3 separate regions of the Homo sapiens genome follow, and all the other regions are linked to region 2. Evidence: chromatin loops called from intact Hi-C (ENCODE). Cell type or tissue: MCF 10A. All regions are shown on one strand. Links, peaks and the distances in the headings refer to the core of each region. The heading gives the core; the rest is flanking DNA. Region 1 has its middle 400 kb from the start of JARID2-DT. Region 2 has its middle 460 kb from the start of LINC01108. Region 3 has its middle 450 kb from the start of JARID2-DT.

Region 1 (10,453 bases), core at 1,506-9,505, 98 kb before region 2:
ATATTGAAATACAATGGCTATCTCGAGACAAGTCCTTGTGTGACTGCCTGAATTGATAGCTGAACTGGCAGCCTTTTTCATGGAACATCAATTTTCATTCGAAAGAATGACTATGTTCATTTCCTAGGGTTGCTGCAACAAATGGCCACAGCCTTGGTGCTTTAAGATAACAGAAATTTATTCCCTCACAGTTCTGGAGGTCCCAAGTCCAAAATCAAGGTGCTGGGAGGGCCCTGCTCCCTCTTGAGCACCTGGGGTAGAATCTGTCCTTTCCTCTTGTGGCTTCTGGTGGTGATGGGCATGCTTTGGCGGTCCTTGTCTTGTGGCTGCATCACTTCAGTCTCTGCCTCCGTCTTCACATGATCTTCTCGTCTTTGTGTCTCTGTGTCTTCTCCTCTTCTGTGTGTCTCAAATCTCTTTCTGCCTCTCTTATAAGGGACTTGTCATTGGATTTAGGACCCACCTGGCTAATCCAGGATAAGCCCCTTTCCTCAAGATCCTTAACTTCATCACTTCTTGGGCCTTAAAAGGTAACATGCACAGGTCCCAGGGATTGGGAAGTGAATACATCTTTGGGGTGTTAGAGGTGGTAGTGCATGTTTTTCTGCTTATCACAATGACAGATAAGCTATAGTTATCCAACCTAGGGTATTTGCCAAATATTTTCTTAGAAATGAACAAAGTGAACCTATCACTTCAAGGGAAGCAATGGACATTTTTGTTGCCAATTAGAAAGTTCCAGCTTTCAAATAAAAAGTGGGATTTTGGAAAACTTGTATTTACCACCATGAACTTGCCAGTTTCTCAATATTTGAATACTTATCTGATAAGAATGTTGCTGATACAAAATGTATGGGATTTAAAAAAAGTGTACATATATATGTCTTCTTTAACAAAATGTGTCAACTTTTGGAAGTTCTGCATAACTCAGTGAATCAATATTTTACAAACGATCAGTGCTTAATGGTATAAAATCATGAGTAGATAAAAATCTATTTACAGTGCAAGATAGACCAATGGATTATAATATACTAGAGTATGAACAGTTTACTGATAAGGTTTCAGATTTTACACTGAAACTAACTTTCAAGAAACTATCACTTTCACAGTTTTGGTTAATATAAAAAAGGAATCTTCACAATTATCTGAAAATACTATTACAATTCTCTTCCCTTTACCCAGCACAAAGGCTGCGCGAGTGAGTTTTCCTCATTTACTTCAACCAAAACAGCATATCACAAAAGATAGAATGAAGAAGTAAATACAAGAATCCAGCTGTCTTTATTAAGCCAGACATTAAAGAGCTTTATTTGCAAAAATATAAAGCATTACCACTGTTGTTGCTATTTTTTTTTCATTTGGAAGATATGGTTATTTTTCATAAAATGTATTTTTGTTTTGTTTTGTTTTGTTTTGTTGAGACCAAGTCTCACTCTATCAGCCAGGCTGGAGTACAGTGGTGCGATCTCAGCTCACTGCAACCTCTGCCTCCCGGGTTCAAGCAATTCTCGTGCCTCAGCCTCCCGAGAAGCTGGGATTACAGGCACCCACCACCACGCCTGGCTAATTTTTGTATTTTTAGTAGAGGCGGGGTTTCGCCATGTTGGCCAGGGTGGTCTCAAACTCCAGACCTCAAGTGATTCACCCACCTCGGCCTCCCAAAGTGCTGGGATTACAGGAGTGAGCCACTGCGCCCGGCCAAAATCTGTGTGTGTTTTTAAAATAACATGTAGTGTTTTTGTTTTTGTTTTTATTTTTGTTTTTCAGCAATGTAATAAATATTTTAACAACTTCATCAGTTTAATTTACATTACGGTAAAACTGACAGATACAATTCACCAAATGAAAGCCCTTTGAGGTCCTCAATAGGTTTTAAGTATGTAAAAGGGTCCCCAAACCAGAAAGTCTGAAAACTGCTGTTGAATGAATTTAGACGGCAGTGGGAGTCAAGGCTATGGGACTCTGGATGAACTCTGTGGAGACTGAGGAGGCGCCGCTCACGTGCTACGTGGCAGGAAAGAGGAATGAAGGGCAGAAAGGGCACCGAGCGTGGGGAGGGGCCGTGTAGCGGGACCACGGGATTGTGGTTGGGAAGTAATGGGAAATTGAAGGCCCAGGCTGCGTGGGGTCAGGTTGTGAAGGTGTGTGAATCTGACATGCAGGATTCACCGGGAGGTGTGGGAGAGTACTGATGCTTCTGCGAAGGGGGCGCGGGCAGCCGGTGGGGGAGGCTTGGGATCGGCGGGGGAGGCAGAGCCTGTCCTGAGGCTATAGCTCTGGCTCAAGCATGGGTAATAAGGATCACGCCTGAGTCAGTGTTGAAGAATTGTGAGACTATGAAAGATTGAATACATGGAACAGACATTTTGCGGGAAAAAAAAAAAAAAAACACAACCGTACATGATAAACGGTGATAAAAGGGGTGAGGGAAAGCAATGGGACCAAGGTAAAGTTGCTGTCATTGCGTAGCAGCAATAATACGACATCTGAACATCTGAAGCTGTCTTTCCAACTGTCAGACTAGAAAAAAAAATCTATTCATTCCCCATTCTTTCACCTTCCTTAATTCTATTTTTTTTTTTTTTTTTTTTTGAGGCGGAGTCTCGTTCTCGCCCAGGCTGGAGTGCAGTGGCACGATCTCGGCTCACTGCAAGCTCCGCCTCCCGGGTTCACACCATTCTACTGCCTCAGCCTCCCGAGTAGCTGGGACTACAGGCGCGTGCCACCATGCCCGGCTAATTTTTTGTATTTTTTAGTAGAGACGGGGTTTCACCATGTTAGCCAGGATGGTCTCGATCTCCTGACCTCGTGATCCACCCGCCTCGGCCTCCCAAAGTGCTGGGATTACAGGCGTGAGCCACCGTGTCTGGCCAACTTCTTTAATTCTAAAGATGAATTGTGTAATGTTCACACTGATTGGCCAAATTTTTGGTTAGGACCAGAGTCCCACTCTTTGGAATAATCAGCAAAAAGTTTTGCTAAACAAAGTGGTATTTACACCAAAATTCAGAAGATATATTCTGGTCTAGAGGCATGAAAGAGCCAGGTCAGTTCACTAAGTGAAGATGGACTTTCTCAGAAAAGAATGCAGACCAAGGGAAAAGAAGAGGGTCCCATTGCTTTCAGAAAAGTGGAGGGCATGGGCTTGGTCTAGGGACATTGCTACCATGGCAGAGTGAACATGGCTGAGGACCACAGGCTGTGTACTACTCCATTATTCTCCCATTCTCCACCAATGGCTGTGCCACAGCCTCTTTGGTGACCAACAGCTTCTTAGTTATATTACCTCTTGAAGAGTGTACGTTACTTGAAACTCTCTTTTTTGGTTCCTCTGTCATCACTTTTTCTTGGTTTTCTTGATACTTCTCAGAACAATATTTTTGACTCCCTACAGGGCTCCTTTTCTCTCTATCCCTTCCTTCTTTTCCTTTCTTTCCTTTTCTTTTCTTTCTTTCTTTTTTGACAGGGTCCCACTCTGTCACTCAGCCTGGAGTGCAGGGGCACGATCATGGCTCACTGCAGCCTCTACCTCCTGGGCTCAATCCATCCTCCCACCTCAGTCTCCTGAGTAGCTAGGACCACAAGGTACATGCCACCATGCCTTGCTAATTTTTTTTTTTTTTTTGGATGGAGTTTTGCTTTTGTTACCCAGGCTGGAGTGCAGTAGTGCAATCTTGGCTTAGTGCAACCTCCACCTTCTGGGTTCAAGCGATTGTCCTGCCTCAGCCTCCCAAGTAGCTGGGATTACAGATGCCTGCCACCACACCCAGCTAATTTTTTGTATTTTTAGTAGAGACGGGGTTTCATCATGTTGGCCAGGCTGGTCTCGGACTCCTGACTTCAGGTGATCTGCCTGCCTCGGCCTCCCAAAGTGCTGGGATTACAGGCATGAGCCACCATGCCTGGCCTTTTTTGCATTTTTTGTCAAAGTCTCACTGTGTTGCCCAGGCTGGTCTTGAACTCCTGTGCTCAAGTGATCCTCCTGTCTCGGCCTCCCAACGTGTTGGGATTACAGGCAAGAGCCACCATGTCCATTGTTTCTCAACCCTTTAATCTTTTTTTTTTTTGGAATTCCATCCTTGGTTTTGTTTCCTACTCACTCTATTCTCTCTTCCTAAGTGATCTTATTCACTGGATGGTTTTAATTACTGGAAAATAAATTCTATGTGGGTTGAGATTTTATCTTCTTCACAGCTATATTTCCAGCACCCAGAAGAGTACCTAGTGTATCGTGGGTGCTCAGTAAAGAGTTTTTAAGAGGTTGAATGAATTGCCATTCATAGGCACAATCTAAATGTAACCCTAATAAAACCTAGTTGCCTTGAGTCCAGCTTAACACAGTGCAAATTAAAAGGAAACATAAATTTGACTACAGAATAAAGTATTTGTGAGTGCAGATGGGTAGAGCCTTTCTGGAAGGCAATCTGGCAATTCTTAGTTAAAATAAGTATGTGTACACTCTATGACTCAGTACTCACTTTCCTACTTATAAATCACAGAAAAAAAAATCTCCTATGGGTCTATAAAAGAACATGAATGAGGATGTTCATTCCAGTGTTATTTGTGGAAAAGAGAGTTGGAAGCAATTTGAACATCCTTCACTGAGGAATGTCAAATGAAATGTGGCAGATGTATAATAGGGACACCATGAAGCAATCGGAAGCAACTGGAATGAATAGCATGTAAACACAGCAGCACACATCAACCTCGAAAACATTGTTTCGTGGGATGAGGTAAGAAACATAATGCTCTCTTTTGCACAATGTCACTTACGTAAATTTAAAACATGCACAGCGGGTCGGGTGTGGGTGTGGTGGCTCACGCCTGTAATCCTAGCACTTTGGGAGGGCAAGGTGGGCGGATTGCTTGAGGTCAAGAGTTTGAGAACAGCTTGGCCAACATGGTGAAACCTCATCTCTACTAAAAATAGAAAAATTAGCTGGGTGTGATGACACATGCCTGTAATGCCAGCTACTCGGGAGGCTGAGGCAGGAGAATCACTTGGACCCAGGAGGCAGAGAGGTTGCAGTGAGCCTAGATTGCACCACTGCACTTCAGCCTGGGCAACAGAGCCAAACTCCATCTCAAGACCAGCCAGGCCAACATGATGAAACCCCATCTCTACTAGAAAAAAAAAAATACAAAAATTACCTAGACGTGGTGGCAGGTGCCTGTAGTCCCAGCTACTCGGGAGGCTGAGGCAGGAGAATTGCTTGAACTTGGGAAGCGGAGGTTGCAGTGAGCCAAGATCGCACCATTGCACTCCAGCCTGAGCAACAAAAGCAAAACTCCTCCTCAAGAAAACAAAAACAAAAAAACACAGAGCTGCAGAAAATATTCTAGCTCATGGTTTGAGTGCTATTTACATAGGTGTATACATACATGTAAATTCAACAAGCTGCATACTTAAGGTTATTTTGCTTTACTGTATCCATGTTATACCTGAATAAAAAATTAAAAAGTGCACATGAAATATTATATATAAGAAAAATTAACGAAATAGAAGGATACACATCAAACACATTAGAAAATGGCTTGTAGTGGGGAGGATGGAGATAAAAGGGAATGAATGAATAAATAAGTTAAAGAATTTCTTTTTAAAAATCAAAAATGGAGTTTTGCATGAACCAACATGAGAATGTGCCCTGGACTGAGAAGTCTGAGGTCTCTTCCATATATTTCATCTATTTGTCTATGAGTCTATCTATGGAATTATCTACACATTTTGTTGATGGTTCCCCAAACCATCCACAGCCCTACTCTCTTGTCTCAAGTCCAATTCTACATCTCCTGTTGCCTGTTAGGCACCCCGAACTGGAAGCTCTTGATTTGTGTCTTAAACACTAAAAACAGAACAAAACAAAACAAAACAAACAAAACCCCAAACCAAAAACACAACGTTAACTTCCTTGAGAGATGGTCTTTGCCAGCATATTGAAATCCTGCTTACTGCAGGAATCTAGGCATCTCTCCATATGCTCTAGGTTGGAGCAAAATTTTAGACCAGCAGCACCGGCATCACCTGAAAGCTTATCAGTAATGCAACATCTTAGGCCCCACCCCAGACTTACTGAATCACAACTCTTTTTTTTTTTTTTTTTTTTTTTTCTGAGACGGAGTCTCGGTCTGTCGCCCAGGCTGGAGTGCAGTGGCGCAATCTCTGCTCACTGCAAGCTCCGCCTCCCAGGTTCACACCATTCTCCTGCCTCAGCCTCCAAAGTAGCTGGGACTACAGGCGCCCGCCACCACGCCGGCTAATTTTTTTTTTTTTTGTATTTTTAGTAGAGACGGGGTTTCACCGTGTTAGCCAGGATGGTCTCGATTTCCTGACCTCGTGATCCTCCTGCCTCGGCCTCCCAAAGTGCTGGGATTACAGGCGTGAGCCACCGCGTCCGGCCCACAACTCTCTTTTTAACAAGATTATAGGTGATTTGTTGTACACGAAACCTTGAGAAGCACTGCCCTGTTTCTTGTTGTACTTTCTTAACTGAATGCAGACTACTGGGTAGAAAGAAGTGGAGACTCCTTCTGGCAATACCTAAGTGGGGTTAAAGACATGCTGTATTCAGGCTTTGTATGCCAGGATCTGTTAGATGAAGAGTGAGCATCCAGAGTTCTAGCCTCTTCTTGGGCGAGTGTCCTTGGAGAGGCCATTCCTCATTATGCATTTCAATAGCACTCTATATTAACAAAGCACTTCTCCATCAATTTATTAGTGATTCTCTCTCAAATTCTCTGCATCATCTTTCCAAGCAATAAATCGTGGTGTATTTTCTTTGTAACCCATAAGTGGTCGATAAGTAAACAAATGGGTTGAAAAGGTAACATAGCAGAAAAGTGTTTCAATTTTCCTTCATCCGTCCTCCATGCATCACTTAGGGAGAAACCAAGTGTTCAGAGACTCCATCTGTATTTAGAATATCATTCTAAACGGAGAGAAGGAGGGAATAACTTTATGTTACATTATAGAAACCATTAGTTTAATAACTTTAGACAGGTTTGAAGAGGTGGTCTGTCAATTCAATGGCATTAGCTAAACTGAAGCCCGACGTCAAAAAAATTAAGCTAATGCTTTCCACTTTCTGACTGTATGTATACCATTACTGAGCTACAGTGTTGGCACAGAGATTAAGTCTATTCTGTGTTAGTTTATAGGCTGCCTCAGTTTGAGTTGGGCATAAAATAAAACAATGAATATGTACTCCTATTTTTCTCCTGTATAAATTGACTCTTGAAACAGCTTTCTCCTTGCCCAGAGTAAGGGCAGTGGGTGGCTATGAAATCCTCTCTATCTGCATGCATTCGTCTCCGGAAATCTCTTTAAGCTCTCTACTTTTCTCTGTCTTGCTTCTCTGCAGTTCTCTGCCAGACACCTTTAGCTTAGTGTTTCAGACCTCCCTTTCTAGTGTCTTCTTTTATCAGAGACATGGGCTTCGCTTCCCTGTTGCTTCATATCCACAGCCTCAATCAAGCCTCATACAAACCAGGCTTCTCATTTCCCTCTCCAGCTCCAGAGTAACAGCCCTGGCAGGCAGCCTGAGGAGCCTGGGGTCCACTCCCTCCTAGCAGGGGTCAGATACCCCCATTCATGCCAGTCATTGCCAACTTCTTAGGATAACCCAAGATAAGAAGCAGAATATGCAGACCTGTGATTTCATGGTCAACCTGTCAATTTCTGAGATGGTGACACTCTCATAGTCAATGTTTGACTCCTACAATAAAAAGATTTCCATCAAGACAAAATAAAGAAGCAGCAAACACTGGCCCAATGAGAAAGCTACCTGTTTATATCATTAAAAAAAATTGGCTTGATTCAGGTGCAAAGACAAGTTGCAGTAGCTAAATAAAACCAACGTGAGTGTAGATGAGGAAAAAACAAAAGGAGAGAGAGTGGATCGGAAAGAGACAATCTTCTGGTGGGCAACATCAAAGAACCCGCTGACCCCATCAGAATTTCACGAGTGCCGTGCCAGCACTCAGTAAGGAAAAGCAATTATTTTAAGAAAATCTATTTGAGGGTAACACCGTCATTATCCTTTTAATGGTACTGCTCTAACAATCCAGTTACAGTAGGCTTTAAAAAATAAGAAGTGCTCCTTTTGCCAATACAATTAAGGCATTTTGGAGAGGCAGATGGTATTAGTTCAGCTTATAGAGGCTTTTCTTGCCATGTCTAGAAAAGAACATTTTTGCAAGTGCAGTATGGTGCAGTAGCCAAGTCCAATATAGGTGTGCACAGCCAATGATTGTAGTGGTCTACCAAGAAAAAAAATAAATAAATAAATAAAACGCCAGTGCAAATGGAGCTTCTTCTAGGCGTCAGACAAATCTGTTTTCCATCAGTGGAGAATGAAGTGGAAAACTGCTGTGCTTTCCAAATAACAAGAGAAGAGATAACTTTTGGAAAACTAACAAGAAGTTTCCCTGCATGTAATAAATCAGTTGCCCCGAAACTGGGTTACTTCTCTTTCTCTGCCTAGGGCAAGTACTTTTGTGTGACATTAGGTGATTCAAAAGGGCTTTAAGTTTAGCTAATTAAAGGAACTTGGAGAGGGAGCTGGAGAAGCAGGAGCAGACAATTGAAAAGGTTAAAGGTTTCGTCCACATCCATTAATCACCTGAAATCCAAAATGAACCCATAGAATACTACTCTTGAAACTCTGTGAGGTCCTGAAGGCATGTGTTTCTTTGGAAGCTTTGCTATACATCTGCTATTAATAGGCCAGAACAATTAGAAATAGTCTCCCTCCAGCAACATGCAAATAACTCCCTTTTTCGATTAACTAGGGCAGAAAGAAGCAAAAGTAGAAAAGTGAGAGAAATTGAAAACTACATTGCCCTAAAATTTTGTACTCACACATCAATCCCAATTTGGTGGTAAAAGTGGAGATCGGTTTTGTTTTATCCAGATAACCCCATTACACACAAAGGAAATCTACTGATAAGGAATGATACCTTTGAAGTGGTAGGGCTGGAATTTTCATACAACTGTGTTGAAAACCAAAACCTTTCTCCTTACTGTAAAATGCTTTGTGAAGGGTGCTGGGGGGGATCTTTATTAACTAACTCTGGATGATGTTGAGCTACTCACTCTTTTTTGGCTTTAGATTCTTCAGCTGTAAGATGTAAAGATGTAGTAAGACATCTCCGTCACATTCAAGCTCTTACTTTCTATATGACCATGCGTGCAGTCAGTACATGACCCATATGTTTATAGAAGTGCATGTCTAACCAGGGAGATCACACATCCACACAATGAAAACTGTCAACATAAAGCAATGCATTTTAGGTGTCAACTTATTAGTACAGGTATTAATTTATGTATAATCCAGGTGCTCCACTCTTAAGGCAAATTCGTCCATGACCCTGCATCCTCCTGTAATATGTACACTGTACCTCTCTCCTTCCTCTCATAGCCAGGTTTCTAGAACCATTAGTCTTCATGTGCTATCTCCATGACCTCATCTGTCATTCAATCCTCAACCCACTGAAATTTGGCTTCCATTTTCCCAGCTCCAGGAAAACTGTTTTCCACCAGGGTCACCATCCACCTCCAAGTTGCCAAATCCTATAGACTCCTTTCAATCCCACCCCTCTCTTGCCTTCTCAGCATTTTGTACTGTTGACAAGTTCCTGTTCTTGAAACTGTTTCCTTCCTTTGTTTCCAAGACCCCATTCTTCCCTGTTCTCCTCCTTCCTCACCAACTGCTTTTTCTCAAGGTTCTTTTATCGGTACCTTTTCCCTACCTGCCCTTTAAATCCAGGCACTGCTTTAAGCTGTTTTTGGCCCTGATCACAAACTCTCCCTCTCTAGACAAAAACTTTTTATGCCCTGTAAATGCTGCTGAATCTCCAATGTGTATCTCTATTTGAGATCTCTCTATCCCATAGTTTATATCTGGATGTCTCATGAGTACCCCAAAATTATATCCAAAATTCATCTTACACCCTCCCCCCTATATGTTTCACTACCTAAAGTCAGTTCCTAACTAAATGTACAGCCTCACATTTTACCTGTTGTTCAAGGTAGAAATTTGGAAGTTACTGTGAATTCCTCTCCCTCCCTCATCCTGCCCCTGCCATGTCTAATCAGTTATTAAGAGCTGTCAATTCTCCTATCTGTTTGTCCCTTTCTCTCTCCCTGTTCCATCCTCGCCCTGGTCCAGGCCCTCATCTTCTCTCTCTGAACCCTTTGCAATGGCCCCCCACCTGTTCCCCGCCTCTAAGCCTTTCTCATGCCTGTCATCTTCCCTACTGGCATTGGGTTCTTTCCCACATCTGAATTTGATCATGTCACTCCCTGCTCAAATTCTTTGTTGCATTGAATTCTGTTGATGCTATGCATGCTGATATGTTCAGAGGTAAGTCTGCAATTTATTTTGAAATCCACCAAGAAAATAAGATGGATTGATGGATGGATCAAGGAGCTGATAAACAGAAAGATGTGTTATAA
Region 2 (10,453 bases), core at 1,565-9,564:
AAGATTTAGTCTACCTCGGTGATAGAGTGTAATTGCAAAGGGATAAATATATGGACTCACATCAGTTTTTCACTTCCTACAATGGCCAACCCTTCTGGAAAAAAACAGTATTTCAGGTAGTAGCAATGAGATTATCTGGCGATTTGGTAAAAGAGTTAAGCGTAACATTTTATGGAAAGAACTATAATCAGATGATAACCACAGGAAGAAGCAGCAACAGAGCAAAGAAAATAACATATTATCTTTTTAAAGACACCTAGATTTGTTTCTGAGGAGGATGAGGAGGCTTTCGAGATACTGAGAAGGGAAAAAGATATTAGAGCTGAGAATGATCTTTGTGATACTAAAAGCTACTTGAGGTTTGCGGTGGGGAATGAATGAGCTGACACCCGAGTAATAAACCTTAGGCTCTCACACGTCTCCACAGAGCCTGTTTGGAAACCAGGAAAGAGTAAGTGACTCAAGTATTCTAAATTTTAGTAAAAGAAGAAGGTAATCATCTCACCACCTCCCTTCCCCTCCCTCTTCCTTTGTGCTTGGTTTTCCTCAGGTTCTTCTCATATTAAATAATTAATATTTAATAAAAGGGTCACTCTACAACTATGCTTTTGCCCTTGTGCCAATCTTGAAGCAGGGCTCTATACTTCTGTGTTTTTCTCTCAAAGGAAGTTCACTCTCGAAAAGTGAGAATGCAAACTTTACTGAACATTTTATAAGGAAGACCGAAGAGGGGATTTACACCTCGTGATGCTCAGAGTTTAATTTCCCAAATCACCGTGAGAAGTCCCTCCCCAGTTCTATTCTCAGCTGTTGTTCTTTGGGTCTTTAAAATCTTCCACCAAGTAGCTTCTCAAATTCTCTGTTTTAGAGAAATCTTCCCTTCAGCCATGGTTCTTTTGCAGAAAAATTTCACTTCTCACCTCTCTCAGTCGTTGGCACCAGCCCACCCACAGACCTCGAAGCCCAGCATTCACTATGGTTTAGCAGAGGATTCCCCCTAAAAACTCACACTTTCTTTTGCAAGGCATTCATGAAACAACTGCTAAGAAAAATGAGATGTTTTTGTATTACCACAAGAACATAATTCATTGGGGAATGATACCTTGCAAAGTTTACCATATGCTTTGGGTTTCTTAATTTTTAGAATATTTGCTATCTTCTTATCCAAGCTTGGAGGTTGGGTTTGGTGGCAGTGGAGATAATTGAATTCTTGTCTAACCACATTTTCAGAATGACATCAATTATTCTCCCATTTTTAAGTGAATGTTTCCAAAGCATTCTGAATGGCTATTTACCCAGTAGCTGAGAGAGAAACTGGGATTTTGTTTTTTTAACTTCTCCATCTGTGAGGAGTGGCCAGCCATCTTTATTCCTTCTCTTTATGTAGGGGCTACCCTCTTGGGGGTTTCACAGTATTTCTTGTAAAGACCATGAACTTGGGCTGTCACTGTGTGATAACAATTCCTTTATGCCCACGACTGAATCTCAGATTCTGGCTGGGCGCTGTGGCTCATGCCTGTAATCCCAGCACTTCGGGAGGCTGAGGCAGGCGAATCCCTCTAGCCCAAGAGTTCGAGACCAGTCTGGGCAACATGACAAAACCCCATCTCTACAAAAATCTGCTGTTCATGGTGGCACAAGCTTGTAGTCTTAGCTACTCGGTAGGCTGAGGTGGGAGGATTGCTTGAGTAGGGGAGGTGGAGGTTGCAGTTAGCCAAGATCACGCCATTGCACTCCAGCCTGGGCACAGAGTGAGACCCCGTCTCAAATAAATAAATACATTAAAATCCAGATTCTAAGATGTTAGAATTACTACCTTAATTTTAAGGTTTTAATATTATTGATTGCTTATTCTCATGGGGACACCAGAGTTTGGTGATCCTGGTGGTCCGTATCCCTGGGGGAATTCAAGATGTTTGCTCAAAAGTTGGCTTATCAGCGTTTTGCTCCCTTTTGGCGCTTCAGCTTCCTGCAGCTTCGTGTAATTTGTGCATTAATAGTGCTCATTATGATCATGGGGGTCTTTTGATGTGAAAATCAGGCTTGATGTAGACTTGATATGTATTGGGATATTTCAAAGATATTTGTTAAATGCATCTGGAAAATTCAGGATGTCTGTTGTTGAGTTTCTAGACCTGTGCAGGGAACACCTTTCCAGAGGTCATTGTGTTTTGTATTTTGCTGCTCATTATTTTTCTTCCCTGAAGAACTGTTTTGTTTTGTTTTGTCACTTTCCAAATCTGAGTGAGTTCTTTTCTCCTTCCAACTCCCCTGCCTGTGATATTCTTTTATCATGTCATCATTATTTTATCAGTAATTCTGCTCACGCCCAAGAATTTTGCCTCTTCTTCCTCAGCTTACTGATTTCTATGGCATGTCTTTTTTTCTCAGTATTTCTTCCTAGGTCGGACATTTCCCCCAGTCATCCTTTCTCTCGCTTGATGCATGTCACATCCTAGGAAGCATCAGCTACTACATCTGCCCCCTCCTTTTCTCTTCCGTCCCCACCGGGCTTTCCTGGAGCTGCTCCTGCCACATTTACTCCATGTCTTGGGCTCACAGTGCTTCACTTCTATCCTTGTCATTCAGGGGTAACAGTTCAATGATCTTTCCCCTTCTCTGTCCACTGAGTTCATTTACAATTTACAATCCAAACAGTTTCTGGTTGTCAGCTTGCCTGACTGTAACCTTTAATATTTACCCTGCTGTCCCCTCCTCCAAACTTTCCTGTCATCTTTCATTTCTGGAGTTGTCAATATCTATCCCAAGTTGTTTATTTTTCTTTCTTTCTTTCTGTTACTTCCTCCCTCATCCTTTTTTGCTTGCTTTCTCTTGACTTTTTAATTTTGAATAAATGATAGATTTGCAAAAAGTTGCAATGATAGCAAAAATAGTGTGGAGTGGTCCTGTGTGCCCTTCACCCAGTTTCCCCCAATGATCACATCTTACATAATTGTTGTCCTGTATCTGAGCCAGGAAATTGACATTGGTACAATGCATGTGCATAGTTCTATGCCATTTTATTGCATGTGTAGATGCAACAAGATACAGAACTATTTAATCACCACAAAGATCTCCCTCATTGTAACCCCTTTATAATCATATTCTACTCACCATTCCTAGCCCCATGGCAACCATTAATCTGTTCTGCAGTCTATAATTTGTCATTTGGAGAATGCTATCTAATTGGTATTGCATAGTATATGATACATTGAGACTGGCTTTATAAAATTCAGCATAATGCCCTTGAATTCTACCCAAGTTATTTTGTGTATCAATAGTTCACTCCTTTTTATTGCTGAGTAGTATTTCATAGTATGGATGAGCCACCATTTACCTATTGAAGGACATTTTGGTTGTTTCCAGGTTTCGGCACACACATAATCTTTTTCCTTTTTAAAGATCTTTTTCCTCTAGGTTGCTGCTTTCTAAAAGGAACTTTCAGGAAAAGAAAAACTTTTGGGGGAGGAGGATTTACCCATTGGTTCTTTTGCCTAATTAAGGGTTAGGTTCAACCCACAGTGATTGGCAATGTAAATAAACTATTAATATTTTCTTTTCAGAAACAGCCTTGCTTTTGACATCCTGTTCCAATTCTTGGTTGTCAGTAAATGCCCTCCCTGCTTGTCTTGTTTGTCAGTGAATACGTTAAATTTGACCTCTGTGGAGGTGTTCCAATATAAATTTTGATCACGAACAAAAATCAGGTTTAGTTATTTTAAGTTAGGATGTTAATTTAAAGTGACTACATTGTTACAAGAGCTTTGGTGCCTGTTCAGGAGATCCTTAAAGTTATTTCTGGCAAAATGTATTGAAACTAGGGGACTTTAGAACTCAGACCTCAAGGGAAACAGGACAAGCTGAGTTTTAGCTGTTTGACTGGAAGGCTGGGTCAGCAAGCAGCCTCTGCTTAAAAAAAAAAAAACACATGCTCATTTTCCAAATGAGTTTAGGCTCAATATTTTGTTAACCCTGCATATGTTTGAGAGGGAACTCCTGAGCGCTGGCTGGCTGAGCTGGTTTTATCTTGGTTCTAGTAAATTAGTAGATTGGCCTGACATTTTTGGCATGCAGTAATGAAGGTTGTCATAGGTTTCCTTTCTGTGAGCAACTTGGCTTCCTATTATGTTTGAAGATTTCACATATTTGCATAAACTGAAGTTGAGGTGATTATATGGGAGAGAAATAAAAGTGCAAATATTTAAATATTACAGGATATTTTAGAGTCTTTTAGGGTAAAAAGGGGATTTAATATATGTGAAATGGAAGTTTGCACTGGCACATTAAGACTTTCTCTCTCTCTCTCTCTCGCCCAGACTGGAATACAGTGGCATGATCATGGCTCACTGCAGCCTCAACTTCCCTGGCTCAAGGGATCCTTCTGCCTCAGCCTCCTCCGTACTGGGACTACAGGCATGCACCACTGCGTATGGTTAAATTTTTTTTTTTTTTTTTTTTTTTTTTTTTTTGAGATAGAGTCTCTCTCTGTTGCCCAGGCTGGAGTGCAGTGGCACGATCTTGGCTCACTGCAACCTCCACCTCCTGGGTTCAAGCAATTCTCCTGCCTCAGTCTCCCGAGTAGCTGTGTTTACAGGCACATGCCACCACGCCCGGCTAATTTTTGCATTTTTAGTAGAGATGGGGTTTCGCCATGTTGGCCAAGCTGGTCGCAAACTCCTGGGCTCAAGCAATCCTCCCTCCTTGGCCTCCCAAAGTGCTGGGTTTACAGGTGTGAGGCACTGCCCCTGGCCGCCTTCTTTTTTTTAAAGTCCTCAAGAAATTAGAAATTTTGATAATGAAAACAATAATCAGAATCTTTTCTATTTTATGAAATTTCTAGGTCTTTGCTTTGCTGGTAACATTCAATTAACATCTTTGTGAAAGTAAGATTGCCCCTCCAATGCCCCCAGCCTCCTATTCCCCACTTCCGATTTCCACTGCTCCTTAATGTGTGGGAGATGATAATGCCTTGTATACATATAACTTATGCCTGGAGGAACAGAAAACAGTTTGAACACTTTGTCTAATGAGTCCCTAGTTTTCCTCAAGGTAGGCGGAGGAAGGTGAGCTGCACATGGGCCCAGTGGATCTCTGCGTGACAAGCACTGAGTCACCAAGTGAGTCACTGGTGAGGCGGGAGGGAGTGGTCCACCCAGGCTAGCATTCTCAGGCTAGCGCTCTCAGAATGTTTTCACAATATCCCAAGGTCTCCACAAGTGTTTCATGAGGTTACTGTAAGATTCATGTATCTCACAATCAAATCAGAATGAATTCGAAACAACAAAGCAAAAAGACAAAACCACAACCATTTGGGGAGGATTTCTTAGGACACCTTAGAGAACAGATCATTCTAGGGCAGTGTTGTAGCTCAGGAAACTTTGAGACACAACTCTTTTTATCCACCTTCCTTCTTTCTCTTTCCTTCCCCCTTCTCTCCTTTCTTTCTCAATTTCTGATGGGCCCAATCCTGGAACGAGGCCATTTAGGGAGACGAAGTGGGGAAGTACAGCAGCTCTGTTTTCAAGAGAAGTTACTGGTCAACATTCTTGGCCTTCTTTAGCAATACCATGAGCCCACTCTCATCTCACTCTCCTCTCACTATTACTATCATCTAATAATCAGAATTCTTTATTAATCAGTCTATTTTGAACATCTGCTATGTGACAACTGATTACTGCCAATGATGACTCAGGAGTGAAACATTTTCAACTGGCTCTGGATGATTGAAATCCAGATTTTACTGGGTGTTGGTGTTCATGCTAATCCTGGGAAAAGTGAGAACCCCCATGACGTGACTAGCCATGGTAGCAGTCTAATAAACAACGTCTCTCATTTGCTGGTGTTTGTGGATCATGGAGTTCCCAGTTCCAGTACTTCCTAGGCAGTGAGACTTCTAACCATTGAGCCATCTGGAGGCCTGCTGGGACCTGGCCATTAGTGTACAAAACATTGAAGCAATGGTGAAGATGTGGGAGAGCAAGTGATCAAAGCTGAGAAGCAAGACAAAGTGACAGGAACTAACATCTATTGAGCATCTAGTGAGTGCTAAGTATTGGGCTACGGGCTTTAGTGCATGTGGTCTCATTTGTCACTGAGAAATGACAACTGACCAGTGACAGAATCCTCACCAGAAAAGGTCTCAGGTAATGTGGTTTCAGAAGAAACCAGTATGGGTTAGGGTGCTTACACTGGCAATTCATAGAAAATGTAAAAACTTTCCTAAGTGATAAGGACACTTGTTGGCTCAGGAGAGGAGAGGCCAGTGGCTTATTGATGCTTGTAAGCCCCCAGGTTACCTCTATCTCTGCCTATGAGGGTTCACTCGCTCCTGGGGCTTGCTGTCTTTGTGAGCATAGAATGGTTGCCAACACATTAATGCTAGTGCTCCCTTATCTGTGTCCAGAGAGTGCGAGTGAGTGAGAGAGAGCGGGTTTCTAGTACTTCTTCCGGAAAAGCAATGTACCTCCTTCCTAGAAGCCTCTTAGCCATCCCATCTTGTTGCCTAGAACTGGGTGACACGGCCAATCTTCAACTCTAATAAGGAGGATGGAATTACCTTTACAGGTTTAGACTACCAAGGGGGTACTCTGGGAGTTAAGAGTGGGGTCAGTGGGCAACTTGGAAGCAAGGTGTATTCAAATGGAAATCTTGCTTTTGGTAAGAAGGAGCAAGCCCTGAGCTATACAGAAGTGAAATCAGGTTCTATGCAATGATATTTAGAAAGAAATTCATCAAAAAGATGTAAACAATTTCTGCTTTTACAGGGGAAAACAACAATTACCTGGGTTGTTCACTCAAATTTCACTCCTAAGCTCCAGATATATTTGGTAACCTTATGCATTTTAAATACAACAAATCCAAGATGGCAGCCGTCACTGCTTTGTTCTACCTCATCAAATGTGCTCTTCCTACTGGGTTCTCCGGTTTGTTCAATGACACCACCCAAGCATAGACACCCAAGCAACAAATTAAAACCCTTTCTGCCAAACTCTTATACCTGGATATGCCAGGGTGTCTCTGAAGTTATTTGTCATAAAGGGACAAAGCCTAGTTGGCAAAGCCAATGTTGATATCAACATATTTGGAATCACCTTCAAGCATGTTTCAACGTGTCTATGACTACCTGTCTTTTATGTAGATTTTATTTTATTTGGGCCAACTGCAGCATCTAGAACACATGACCTCAAGTAAGCAAGTTTAGTCCTTGCATTTTTCTTCTGGGGCTAACCTGTGCCTGTGAGAGAGACAGCTAAAGTTAAAGGCACATGCCTGGCTGCATGCTGAAAGGAGCAAGAGTTTCACCTGGTGGTAGCAAGATCGCTCTGGGGGCAGGTGGTGGTGAGTGTTGGCCGAACTTCAGAAATTTTCTGTAGTTGTAACTGATTTTGCCTGGTTGTGCTGTGAGTGCCACACAGTGTTGTGCACATCTCTGGATGTAAATGTGGAATTTTAAAACTTTGCTATCTGGCTTTAGTCAACCTAAAACATGGACTTTTTTAGCCAGGCGCTACCCCGGCTCACCAGACAGGTTTGCCACAGGGAAAAAAAAAATGAAGTGTAAGTTTGGCTTCAATTTACTTACAGACCATAACATAGACCCTCAGAATATGCTTTTGGTTTTTCTTGGTTGCTGTTTATTGCTGTATTAATTCCCTAGGGCTGCCATAACAAATTACTAAAAACTGATGGCTTAAACAACAGAAATTTATTGTGCCACAGTTCTGGAGGCTGGAAGTCTGAAATCACGCTCCCTCCAAAGGTTCTGAGGGAGGATCCTTTCATCATTTTCCAGCTTCTGGTGGCTCCCGTGTTCCTGAGACTATTCTGTTTTCAGCCTCCATCTTCACATAACCTTCTCTGTTTCTCCTTCTTCTGTCTCTCATAAAGACACTTATGGACACTGGATTTAGGGCCCACCTCAATAATCCAGGGTAATCTCATCTCATCTCTTAATTACGTCTGTAAAGACCATTTACCCAAATAAGGTCACATATACAGATTCCAGGATGTGGACCTATATTTTTGGGGCCATGATGAAACTCACTAGAGTTGCCATGCTTCTCCTGAGATCATGAATATTGAGACATTCAGCACGGTTCGTGGCTTCCAAATCCAAGGATCGGTGCCACCGCTCAGAAGAGCTGCTTCAAGGAAGGTGAGTCTCAAACATCCAAAATGGCAGGCTGTATCCCTCATAATCGTCTTGTTTCCTTGTTGTTTTAGTTATCACCTGGAGAGCTGTACATGCACAAGAAATAACTTTTGGGAGATCCCAGTGAGTAGCCACCAAGTTCCTTAGATTGTATCTTCTAAATCTCTGAGTCCATCATACCCTTCATTGCCACCACCACTGCTTTATTGAATCCCCATCATTTCTTCCCTGGATTATGCCTTTACATTTCCCCTGCCTTCTCTTCAGCTCCCTTTCTCCACATTGCTTTCTGGCAGATGTTGTAATCTGGTGTTACCTGCCTAGTGCTTGGTAGCTTTCCCTTGTGCCTCCAGGCCCATCCTTCTCCACTCTGTCTTCTTCTTCCAAAGCTCTATTGCCCTGTGGCTTCTGGCTGGGTTTGGTCAATGGGGAGCATTGGTGAGATGGGAAAGATGGAGTGGTGAGGGGGCATTTACCTCCCTAACGTTTTCCCTGGGGGTCACTGCTGGCTGGCTGCATCTCTCAACTGATGCTGACAGCTTCCATCAGATGCCTTCTTCACATGTCTTTCTCCTCCAAGCTTTAGTACCCATTTCTTTCTTTACCCTTCCAAACCTAAGGATGGCAACAGTGCCCTCTGTGGTTTCCCTACCTTGCCCACACCTTTAAACATAATTCCTTTATAAACTCTTCTTGGTGTGGTGGCTCACGCCTGTACAAAGTGCTAGCACTTTGGGAGGCCGAGGTGGGTGGATTGCCTGAGCTCAGGAGTTCGAGACGGGCCTGGGGAACACGGTGAAAGCCCATCTCTACTAAAAATATAAAAAATTAGCTGGGTGTGGCAGCGTGCACCTGTAATCCCAGCTACTCGGGAGGCTGAGGCAGGAGAATCGCTTGAACCTGGGAGGCGGAGATTGTAGTGAGCCGAGATTACACCATTGCACTCCAGCCTGGGCGACAGTCTCAAAAGAACCAAAACCAAACAAACAAAACGTGTCTTAAATTACCGATTTCAATGTGCCATATGTTTCTTGACTGGACCATGACTAATACATCCATGCTTAAAGCATGTCACTGGCTCCATCTTGCCCAGAGGGCAAATGCATTAGCCCATGCTGGGGAACAAGGCTCCGGCCTTGCTTCCAGACTTAGTATTTCCTGACACACCCACGGTACTCCTGCATGCTGATGGACTTTTGGTTTTCTGTACTTGCTGTGGAGATTTTATAAGTGATGTTTTCTTTCCTGATTTATCTGCCTGGGCCTTTTCCATCCTTCAAGATTCTGCTGGAAGATTACCTGTTGCCTGTTGTTTTGTTGACCTCCCTAGGCAGGGCTAGCTGCTTCCTCCTCTGTGCTCCCACATCGATTATATAAGTCCATTACAGTGCTATTCACTGCGACAAGTGTTTGTTTGTGTGTCCGTTTTCCTTCTGGTCGCTGAACCCTTGACTGTATACCTGACTATATCCCATTTTTCTTTGTTCTCCAAGTGCCTGTTGTTTTCTCAGGTAGGATTAATAAATATTTTGTGAATGAATACACTTGTTTTATGGACTACATTATTTCTCACCTTTTCATATCAACAAGATTGCAGCAATAAAATGTCATCTTCATCTATGCAACTGTGCATGCTGTTTTGTGTCTTGATGAGTATTATTTTATCCTTATGACAACTCAGAGAGATTGAGTAGATGGGAAGCAAATTTTCCCGTCATGTAGATTGTTACTGGCAGAACTTTGCCAAGAATCTAGACCTTTTGATACTGATTTGCTCTTCTTTTCATGAGACCATTTTGCCTCCTGAGATGCCAGATTTTAAAAAAACAACAGAGCCCAGGAGCAGGCTAACCTAATGAGCACCACCCCAAGGACCACTTCAGATGGAAGGCAACTCAGGCTGCCATAGAGATAACTCCAAGTAATTATAAACACATGTCAGGAAGACCGAAGAGAGAGAGCTTGTTGTCAGAAGGGTTCTAACGAACAGAGCTGGTCACATTACCGGAACCTAACTTGCTGTTGCGAGAGAATTATGTCTGATGTAGGCTCCAGGGACTATCAACAGAACATAACACTTGGATTAAAATTAGGAATGAACATCAAAAAGAAGTATTCCGGGACCCTGGGGAAGGGCTGGCAACCCATGGAGGAAGGAGTGGATTGTTTCTATAATTCAAGCCATATCCCATGAGAAAGTAATATATAGGCAGCAGCACAAATAAAGATAAATTCAAGAGCATTTGGGGCAATTTCTGTTATGTCAATAGAAGGCTTATAGGTTCTTCCCTCTGCCTTAGG
Region 3 (10,453 bases), core at 1,132-9,131, 55 kb before region 2:
CCTTATCATGGATGTAGCCATGGCCTTGAAATCAGGGGCTCAGGGAAGGAATTTCTCCACTGTCTTGTCTAATTATCAGGAGTCCCTTGGAGGAAGTCATTTTTCTGTCTTATGGGGTATTTACCCACCAGCCAGGGTGGATGTTTCTGCAGTGACCAAACTGCTGTACACAAGTGAGGGGAGGGCTGGTGGACTCCAGATTACTTGGTCTTTCACTCTGCAAAAGAAAATGTTTTAGGGCCGGGAGCGGTGGCTCATGCCTGTAATCCCAGCACTTTGGGAGGTCAAGGTGGGCAGATCATGAGGGCAGGAGATGGCTAACACGGTGAAACCCTGCCTCCACTGAAAATACAAAAAAAAAAAAAAAAATTAACTGGGCATGGTGGTACATGCCTGTAGTTCCAGCTACTCGGGAGGCTGAGGCAGGAGAATCACTTGAACCGGGGAGGTGGAGGTTGCAGTGAGCCAAGATTGTGCCACTGCACTCCAGCCTGGATGACAGAGCGAGACTCTATATCAAAAAAAAAAGAAAGAAAAGGTTTTAAAATTTACAAGTCGAGGAACAGCACAGGCTCCGGGTGGGCCCAGAGACCAGAATCTGGAGTGTTTGCTAGCACAGGTGTGCAGGAGTGGCAGCGGGGAGGGACACGACCCAGAGGCCCCCACAGCTCTGCTTTCTGTGCCCTAGGGATGATATCATTTATTTCTATCCTTGCACGATGCAGGTGACTGCCCCCAGCAACCCCCAACCCCCTCACCAAAACTGGCATCTCTGAAAAGCCACAAATGCTCAGTCAGCCTCCAGTGCGATTTTAGCACAACATATGGAAATCTACTGGGGCCAACTCTGCAACTATCTGGCAAATGATAGGTATGTAGAATTGCAAACTATTCTTTATGCAGTTTAACTCAGGCTTTTGTATCACTCTCCAGTTTCCCTTCATAGATTTCCTTGAAGTTCTGCAAGTCCCCTCCCTCATCTGTGGCTGAAAATAATCCCTATGCACCGTCCAGTCTCTGTTAGGCTAAGACTGCTCCGTTGTCCTGCTCCTAGAGGAATTCAATGAATTATTCTTTTTCTTTCCTGGGTTCATGTCCTTGGAGATCCCCTCTGGCTTCAGAGCATCCCTACACATTTCTCTGTCGCTTCATGCTGTGGCTTTGCCAGTTTTCTCATGTTTTCTGAAATCCCTTCTTTTTAGCAGAGGTAGGTTTCTGCCCAGGCATCATTTTCTTAGTCTTTGCGTATCACATTCTGTCAGCCCTTCTCTCCGTGTCACTCTAGGTTCTTCTTTTCATTTTAGAACAGATGTTAGCATTTTAAAAAGTCCATTTCTGATTGAGTTAGCAATTCATGATTAGTTACTCTGGGTCAAGCAGTGTACCAGGCACTTTCATTTCTCAGTAATTTACAGGGCACTCCTGCATTGCTATTCCATTTTTAGACATGAAAATACTGTCACCCGATGAGTTACACTGGTAGTAAGTAGTGGAGAAGCTCCTCTAACACAAAATCAAATTCTCTTTTCTCTGTATCACATGTGGTTCCCTCATAGCTAGATGGAGACCACTCTCAATTTCACATAACATTTAGAAATGTCTCCAGTTCTGGCCGGGCTCAGTGGCTCACGCCTGTAATCCCAGCACTTTGGGAGGCTGAGGCGGGTGAATCACTTGGGGCCAGGAGTTCAAGGCCCGCCTGAACAACATGGCAAAACCCTGTCTCTACTAAAAACACAAAAATTAGCCAGTCATGGTGGTGCATGCCTATAATCCCAGCTACTCAGGAGGCTGAGGTGGGAGGATCGCTTGAACTCGGGAGACGGATGTTACAGTGAGCTGTGATCAGGCTCCTGCACTCCAGCCTGGGTGACAGAATGAGACTCTATCGCAAAAAAAAAAAAAAAAAAAAAAAGAAAGAAATGTTTCCAGTTCCCCCACATGCCTGTCTTGGAGAGGTAACTAATCCAAAGTGACAGATGAAACTCCATTTCTTGTGTGTGTGTTTTATTTAATGTTGGTCAATATTGTGGACAGACATTACCCTCCCCTTTAGCGAACAATGAAACAATTGATTAGTTTAAAGATCCAGCTCCAGATTTGTATGTCTATGACATGGAATGAAAATCCATGTATATTACTCCTCTCTTCATCAATCCATCTCCTGATTTTGTTCAGGCCTGCTTGTCCTTTCCTTTTCTAGTTTTGGTGCCTGGACATCCAGGCCAATTTACATAGCCACTTTTCTCTGGCTCTTGAGTCACTCAGCATGAGGCACAACACGGGCCAATAGGACAACACACAGATATTTGTTATATGGGCAGCAGGAACAGAGGTACTGAGAGATTATCTCAAATATTAACAGTGCATGACTTAAAAACAAAATATGCAATGGACTGGGACCAATTCCATGTCCTCTAGGACCAGAAACAGGAAGACATATTGGAGGCGCTGGGAGTCCAAGTCATAAAGTCAAAAGGAAGAAGACATTGATAATCAGCCTGGGACCATCCATAACTGGAGAATTTGAAGCAGAGGGAAAATAAGTGATTTGGGAAAGGAAAAACAGATTCAAACACCACAAAATCTTATCTCAAATTGGGAGACCCCTTGACCCTGGAATGGTGTTATTCATGAAGGTTTAAGTTGCATAGCTCCACCATGCTCGCCATTGGTGCCTCTTGTGTGGAGGTTAATAATGTACAGCACTGCTCTGAAGTATTTTTGTGTCCGTTTGGTCTTCCTGGCTTGAGGATGAAGTTCTTAAGGGCTGGATAACGTCATACACAGATGCTCCTCGACTTACAATGGAGTAAGGTCCCAGTAAAGCCATCATAACTTCAAAATATTGTAGGTTGAAAATGCATTAAGTGCACCTCATCAACTGAACTTATCGTAGCTTAGCGTAGCCTACCTGAAACATGCTCAGAACACTTACATGAACCTGCAGCTAGGCAGACACCTCTAATGCAAAGCCTATTTTATAAACAAGTCTTGAAAATATCATATAATTTATTGAATACTGTACTGAAAGTGAAAAACAGAATGGTTGTATGGGTACTTGAAATACGGCTTCTACTGAATGCATACGAGTTTCGCACCATCATAACATCATAAAATCGTTCAGTTGAACATTGTAAGTCAGGGACTGTCTGTTTATCTTAGTGCCAAGTAGAGTGCCTTGAATGGAGCAGATGACCAAAAATATTAACTGATTGGTAAATCGATTGACATATAATTAAAAACTCAAATGAACATGAGACTTGAATAAATCACAATTTAAATGTGTTCCTTGTCAGTCGTACTGTTAAGGTGGAAGTCCTGAGCCCCTGTATTTGTTAGGGCACAGGCTTATCTTTTCCTTAAAGATAAGGTATTAAAAAAAGAAAGATCTTGAATTATAGTGATGTAAATAGGATTGAAGTTTCCTTTTCTCTTATGTAACAGTGTGCAGAGGTCAGCAGGCTGGGGCTGGGTCCAAGGAAGCAGCTACAGCTGCAGCCAGCAGGAAGGAGGAAAAAAGCCAGAACCATGGGTTTGTGTTGTTTCCCAGGGCTGTGACCTAGAAGTGGTATTTATCCTTCTGCTCACATCTCATTGGCTATAACTTGATCACATGGCCACACCAAGCTGCAAGGGAGCCTGGGAAATGTAGTCTTCATCTGAAGGGCTGTGCCCAAGTACAATGTGGGAGTTCCATTGTTAGAGATGGGGAGAATGGGTATTACAGCCTCTGATATAGTTCCTAAAGTAAAATTCCCTAAGAGCCTCCCCTTAATCTGAATCAGTTGCAAAATAAATCTTGAGTAGAGCCAGCTTTTCTGTTTTACTCTCTGTGGGTGTAGTAGTTTTGTTTACTTTGACAAGACAGCTCTCATTGACAATTTCTGTGATTTCATGAAAAAGTGGAGTTTTTTATTTTTATGAGACAAACATTTATATTTCATTTTTACATAAAAGATACTCCTTCTCCATAAAGCCAATAGAGGCAGAAAAAGTACACTCGTTAATAAATTCTTAGATTTCCCAGAAAGGTAGATACCATAGTATAGGGATTAAGACAGCAATCCAGGAGGAGGAGGTAGTGGGAGGAAAATCTAGAACTGTCCAAAGGATCAGACGTCTATGGTTTGGGGTACCACCTCGACCATTTATTAGCTGTGTGATCATGATCACTTTACTTAACTGCTCTGAACCTCAGTTTTCTCTTCTGTAAAATATGGATGATAATATGCACCTCATTACAGAATTGATCCTGAGAATAAAAGAGGTGTTACAGGTAAAGCACTTTGGGCTGGGTCTAGTTTGTAAAAGTTGCTTAGTGAAGCCAACTTCCTTCCTCCCTCCCTCCCTCTCTTCCTTCCTTCCTTCCCTTCTTTCCTCCCTCCCTCCCTTCCTTCCTGTCTTCCTGCCTTCCTGCCTTCCTTCCCTCCCTCCTTCCTAAGAACAAGGGCTTAGCATTGTTCTTGTGAGGTCATTGTTCTTGTAATGTTAAAAAAGGGAGTAGCATTGTCCTTGTAATGCTAATGTCCTCCCTCCTTCCTTCCTTCCTTCCTTCCTTCCCTCACTCCCCAATTCCTAAAAAAAGGGATTAGCATAGTCCTTGTAAGTAAGTGGAAGAACCTCTGAAGGCATTCCCTGTGGTTACCCATCAATACTCACAGCCTGGGAGCAGTCCTTCAGAAGTAGCTAAAAAACCCCCAAATTTTAGCTCTGATCTAAACACAGGGCAGTAACCAAACCAGCCAGAGGAGCTGGGGACAAAGCTGAGGCAACTAACAGCACAGGAGAAATTCCCTTCTCTCTGCACTGAATACATCTTTAAGTGGTACTGACCCTGCGAACTGGGGAGTCAGGAGCTGAGGGCAAGCAACAGGTGTCTGCGGAGCTGGAGAACATGATACCCCTAGCCCTTTAGAAGCTGTGTGAGGAGGCTGAGAATGTTGGGGAGGGGGCCCATTATAAACTGGAAACAGAACCCACCTGACGAAGGTTTGGGATATGAGAGAAAACATGGCTTCTGCAGGAAACAGGCTGGATATTCTGGGCTGACCCATCCATTTGTTTGTGGAGCACGAGCAAAGCCAAGGCTAGAAAGATGAGCCACACTTGGGCTCCATGGTGCAGCTAATGGGCTGGACAGAAAGGCTGGACTCCCAGTGAGGCTGGAAGACCTCCCTCAGGGATGCAGGTCCAAGGCTGTTTGGGCTCCTGGGGCCAAGGGAGGAAACCTGGAGGAATTTAGACACAGTGGGAAAGGGTGCATTTTTTTCTATGATGAAGACATTCCCTCCTAGGCAGACACTCTTGTTTGTAATGTAGGAGGAGAGTCTTGCTTCTAGGCTGGATGTGCTGACTCTACAGGGGGAGGGAGGTGGGGAAGCAAGACATTGTGATAAGAAGATTTAAAAGCTTACCAACTTGAACCTACTTATCCCTGCTCTGTTTTCCTGGAGGCAGCCTTAGAAAAATAAGCCCTGTCCCTCCCTTCCTCCCTCCCCCAACCCTTCCCTCCCTTTTTCCCCTCTCCCTCTCTCCTGCCCTCCCTCCCCTCCTTTTTTCCTCCCTTCCTCCTCTCCTTCCTTCCTTTCTTCCTTCCTTCCATCCATACCCTCTCTTCCTTTTTTTCCCTAGCCTTTGTCTCTCTATGCTTCTCTTCTTTCCTTCCCTTCTAACACACATTCATTTAATCCTGATTATTTGCCAGATACTGTCTTAAGAGTTGGGAAAAACAACCAGTGAAGAAAGATTAAAATTCTAATTGAGGAGACAAACAATTAACATCAATTGCTGCCCAAACATCTTTATCTTTGTTCTCTCCAGGTCAAGTCTATACCTGGCCTTTTCCCCTAGGCCCATAACATGCAGCCCTAAATTGCATTCACTTGGTAGTCAGTGAGGGGGTGATTTGTTCTTTTGCAAGGAAGTTTCAGGGAATAGACTGTGGCTGCTGAACACTGTTTTACAAATCACCTGCACCCTATAGATGTTGACAGTGTAGAACTCTACCCAGAATTTGAAGTCTCCTCCCCTGGGGGCATATGAGAGACTGAGATGAGATGAGATGATGAAATCTCCTGAAATACACAGGCAAGCCATGGGAGAGCCAAAAGATTTCTGCCCCAGAGAACTGGAGTAATTTTGGTTGGTTTTTGGGAAAACATTCTAAGATGGGCACAGCATTGTGCAAGGTCTCAAAGCTCAGCTGCCAAATAATGGTGTTCAGTACTTAATCCTGTTGATTTGTATGATAATGTTTTACCCATTTTCAAGATCAGTCCATACACAATTATGGCAATGTAAAGTTATTCTTTTTTTTTTTTTTTTTGATTTAAGATTCCCCAATATATGTTGTAAATAGAATTGGCATGGCTGAGATTTATTTTTGGTATCATGAAAGAAGCTTTTAGATTTCAATTTAGAAAACTGGGACAGGAACACCATTTCTGGCCATTTTTGGCCACACTTGTTAATTTACAAAATGAGGATAAGAGAGGCCAATTTAGAGAAGTTGTGGGGATTAAATATGATAAATGGAAAGATACACGGTCAACTCTCAAGCATTGTAGAGATGTTAGATTGTATTATGACTGTGACTGTTATTCCTCAAGTGTCAGCTTACTTTTAAACAGCTTTGAATGGCCTGGTATCAACTTGGGCATTTTGAAGATCAACTATTCAGGGTATGAAACTAAAAAATAATTGCGATGGTTGGACAGGGACTATGAAAATCTGTTCCCATGCTCCTTTCGATATAACAGTTCTCTAAAACATTTGGAATTGTCTTTAGAGATGTCGTCATGGTTCATTTTCTTTCCCAAGGCATAAGACTTAGGCAATTGTTTTGGGATTAAAGTACATTTTATAATTGGGAAGAACAATCTCTGCCCAGTGATGGTGAAAATGCCAGGGGGAATTTTTGGACAATTGTACCCGTTTATGACTTCTTCTTTCTCCCTTGAAGAGAGGCTAACTTGTGGAAATCTTCTATCTAGATGGCAAGGTTATAACATTGGTTAACATGTTACCAAAGTTAACTTGCTTGGAGGAGCTGCCAAGGGCATTATTAGGTTATCTACCAGGATGCCAAAAATATTTCCAAGATGGAAGGAGATCCATGTTGACTATCAAGGGCCTTTGCTTTAGACAGCTTTTACCGCTGACACCCAGAGCTGGTGATATGGAGCAAAACGAGTCTGAAAGCCAGGCATGTGTTTCCGGACAAACATGGCCTGGACAAACAGCTCCTCTCTTCTCTCTGTCAGTTTCTTCCTCTGTCAAATGGAAAGTCCATTGCTAGATTTCTACCTCACAAGGTTGGTCTGCGAAGATGTGAAGACCCTGCCAGAGGAGTGTCTCAATACAGAGTACTCTTCTGTGGGCTAAAAGAGCTGTGTTTCAAACACTGGAATACATAAAGCATAACTCCTTTGCAGCCCACACCTTCTAGGAAGTAATATGGACTGAAAACCAGTGATCCATATCCTGCCAGGTAGAAAGCTGTGCTTTGGGAGCTGGAAGAGAACTCTTCCTGCCACTATGGTACCATTTATTATTTTATAGAATACTCAGTTGGTTTGCAAAGAGCAGACCCATTAAGTAAAATAAAACAAAATTAGCTCTGTGATCTTATAAATTGGTCTGTTCTGATGACAACAGACAATGATAGAAAGAAATTGTTACTTGCTATAGATGTTCTAGTTATTGTAAACATAGGACTGTGGTTTTCATGGGATGCTAAATGAAGGAATCGTTCTCCTTTTAGCATCTGGACGTCAATCCAGTCCTACTTCTGTTGAATGCCGCAGAGTACACTTTAAACCGTTGGGACCTTTAATACCCACTGACAGACTGCCAATGAAGACCCGCTGTGTTCTGAATTGCAAAATGGGGGAGGGAGGGAAGAACACTAGCAACAGGATGGGATGTGAGGTCCGTTCCTGCTTGTGGCACAAGTCCAGTTGGTCAAACGTAGAGGTTGGAGGAATCTGGAGAGAGATACGGTGACAGGCTTAGTTCCTCAGGCAAGGACCAGGCTAGTCACAGTCCGGGTATTTAGTTTCTGACCTTCTTGGTGAGGCAAAACCATATGCTCCTGGTTCGGAGAAAACCAAACAATAATCTGAAAGCCAACCCCAGGAGGAACCAACTGAGAGTTGTGCAGAGGCCAGTGAGGGTGACCTCATTTCTCACTGCTCTGCTCTCTGCTCTTAGATGGCCAGCACCGGGTTCTGTTTTGTTCTGTCTCCCATCCTAGTTCAAGGACAAATACCCTCTGGCTCTGAGCTTACCCTGCTTATGGCTTGACACATGTGTGCCTATTTCTTTTTCTCTTCTTTCTTTTTTTTTTTTTTTTTTTTGAGACGGGGTCTCACTCACCTCAGCCTCCCTAGTAGCTGGGACCACAGGTATGGGCCACCACTCTTGGCTAATTTTTGTATTTTTTTGTAGAGACTTGATCTTGCCATGTTGCCCAGGCTGGTCTCAAACTCCTGGACTCAAGTGATCTGCCTGCCTCTGGCCTCCCAAAGTGCTGGAGTTACAGGTGTGAGCCATCACACCTGGCCCTACTTTTTGAAAAAGCAAAGTACTTGTGATAACACATCACTAAGGAGCAGGCGGACTATCAGCCCAAGGCTCCCAAAGCACATTTCCTACTGTCTTTTACCAATACATGCAGCTCATCTCCACTATCTCCATCCAGAGCAGGTATGTAGAAGGTCAAATCTTAAGGGGCTTTAGGGTTCATTTTATAGTCCACCCTCCTCGCTTTTAAAGATGAGACAAGGGAAGCCCAAGAATTAAAGTGATTTTCCAAGACCACAGGTGGTCAGCGGCCGAGCTGTCAGAAGAACCTCATTTCCCATGTCTTCCATGCGGACGTCCCTGTGGGCAAAGATCCTGGACACTGTGCGAGTGGTGCTCTGGGCTGTGCAGCGACTCCTGGCCTACTGCCTTTTCAGGGCTGTGCCCTTGGGATTGTGGCCTTTGTCTCCTTTGTCCTTTTTTAGGGTTATCCCTGGTATGGTTTTAATATGCCATTAGACCCTTGAACAGTGTGGGAGTTAGGAGCACTGACTCCCACCCCTATGGAGAGAAAAATCTGCATAGGAACTTTTTGTTTTTTTTTTAACAAGGGCTTGCTCTATCACCCAGGTTGGAGAGCAGTAGTGTGATCACAGCTCATTGCAACCTCGACCACCCCCCATGCCCCACCCGGCTCAGATGATTCTCTTGCCTCAGCCTCTCGAGTAGCTGGGACTACAGGTATGCACTACCACATTCGGCTAATTTTAAAAATACCTTTAGTGGAGATGAGGTTTCTGCCATGTTGCCCTGGCTGGTCTCTAACTCCTGAGCTCAAGTGGTCCTCTCGCCTCAGCCTCCCAATGTGCTAGGATTACAGGCATGAACCACTGCGCCCAGCCTGTGTGGAACTTTCAATTCCCCTGAAACTTAATTACTAACAGCCTACTGTTGACCAGAAGCCTCACCAACAACATAAACAGTCAATTAACACATACTTAGTATGTTATGTGTATTATATACTATATTCCTACAATAAAATAAACCAGAGCAAAGAAAATGTCATTAAGAAAATCATAAAGAAGAGAAACTATATTTACTATTCATGAAATGGAAGTGGATCATCATAAGGGTCTTTGTCTTCATCATGTTGATGTTGAGTTGGCTGAGGAGGAGTGGGGGTGGTGGTCTTGTGGTCTCAGTGGTGGCAGAAGCAGAAGGAAACCTGCCTGTAAGTGGACCCTCATGGTTCAAAACCATGTTGTTTAAGGGTCAACAGTCAGTGTCCCTCTAAAATTTCTGTGTTGGAAGCTGAACCCCAAGGTGATTGTATTAAGATGTGGAACCACTGGGAGGTGATTAGGCCACGAGGAATCTGCCCTCAGGAATGGGATTAGTGCCCCTTATAAAAGGGCTTGAGGGAGTGAGTTTGTCTCTTCTTATCCTTTAGCTTCTTCTGCTGCATGAGGACACAGACAGAAGATATCTTCTTCTTGGAAATAGAAACAAGCCCTTATTAGATATGAAATCTGCTGGTATCTTGATTTAAGACTTTTCAGCTTCCAGAACTGTGAAAAATAAATTTCTATTATTTATATATTACCCAGTCTAAAGTCATTTTGTTATAGCAGAAGGAATGGCCTGAGCCTGTCACTTAATATCACTGAGCCTCTCTTTCCTCAAAATAAGAATCCCTCACACATTTATACGGCTGAGTTGATGTTCATATGAACTAATAAATGGAAATAAGTGCCATTTGTAATTTTAAAACATTCTGCCAGCGTAAGATGTGATAATGTACATACCTACAACATAACATCATCATTCCACTTTTTTTCTGGCCTGGAGCACCTCAATCCCTAGGTTGGCTTTAATTAATTTCAGGTGTATGATTAAAATGTTAATGATGCCCTCATTCATCTCTGGG

The links. Peaks named below come from ENCODE experiments on the same cell type or tissue, not always from the same donor. Only the 100,000 strongest peaks of a DNase experiment are listed, where the experiment ranks them.
Region 1: a loop joins it to region 2, with 25 times the contacts of the local background. A loop is called at or near these places in 4 of 110 quality-filtered maps.
Region 3: a loop joins it to region 2, with 13 times the contacts of the local background. A loop is called at or near these places in 6 of 110 quality-filtered maps.

The regions. Positions count from the first base shown.
Region 1 is chr6:14,836,361-14,846,813 of GRCh38, reverse strand. No RefSeq gene overlaps it. Among named protein-coding and RNA genes, the nearest start is that of JARID2-DT, 400 kb to the left of the region's middle. RefSeq lists a silencer at 1,982-2,276. In MCF 10A, for the core only: no CTCF peak of the experiment used is centred there; a DNase peak (open chromatin) is centred at 4,753.
Region 2 is chr6:14,738,822-14,749,274 of GRCh38, reverse strand. No RefSeq gene overlaps it. Among named protein-coding and RNA genes, the nearest start is that of LINC01108, 460 kb to the right of the region's middle. RefSeq lists an enhancer at 4,965-6,164. In MCF 10A, for the core only: no CTCF peak of the experiment used is centred there; DNase peaks (open chromatin) are centred at 5,134 and 5,784.
Region 3 is chr6:14,793,249-14,803,701 of GRCh38, reverse strand. No RefSeq gene overlaps it. Among named protein-coding and RNA genes, the nearest start is that of JARID2-DT, 450 kb to the left of the region's middle. In MCF 10A, for the core only: no CTCF peak of the experiment used is centred there; DNase peaks (open chromatin) are centred at 3,621 and 6,051.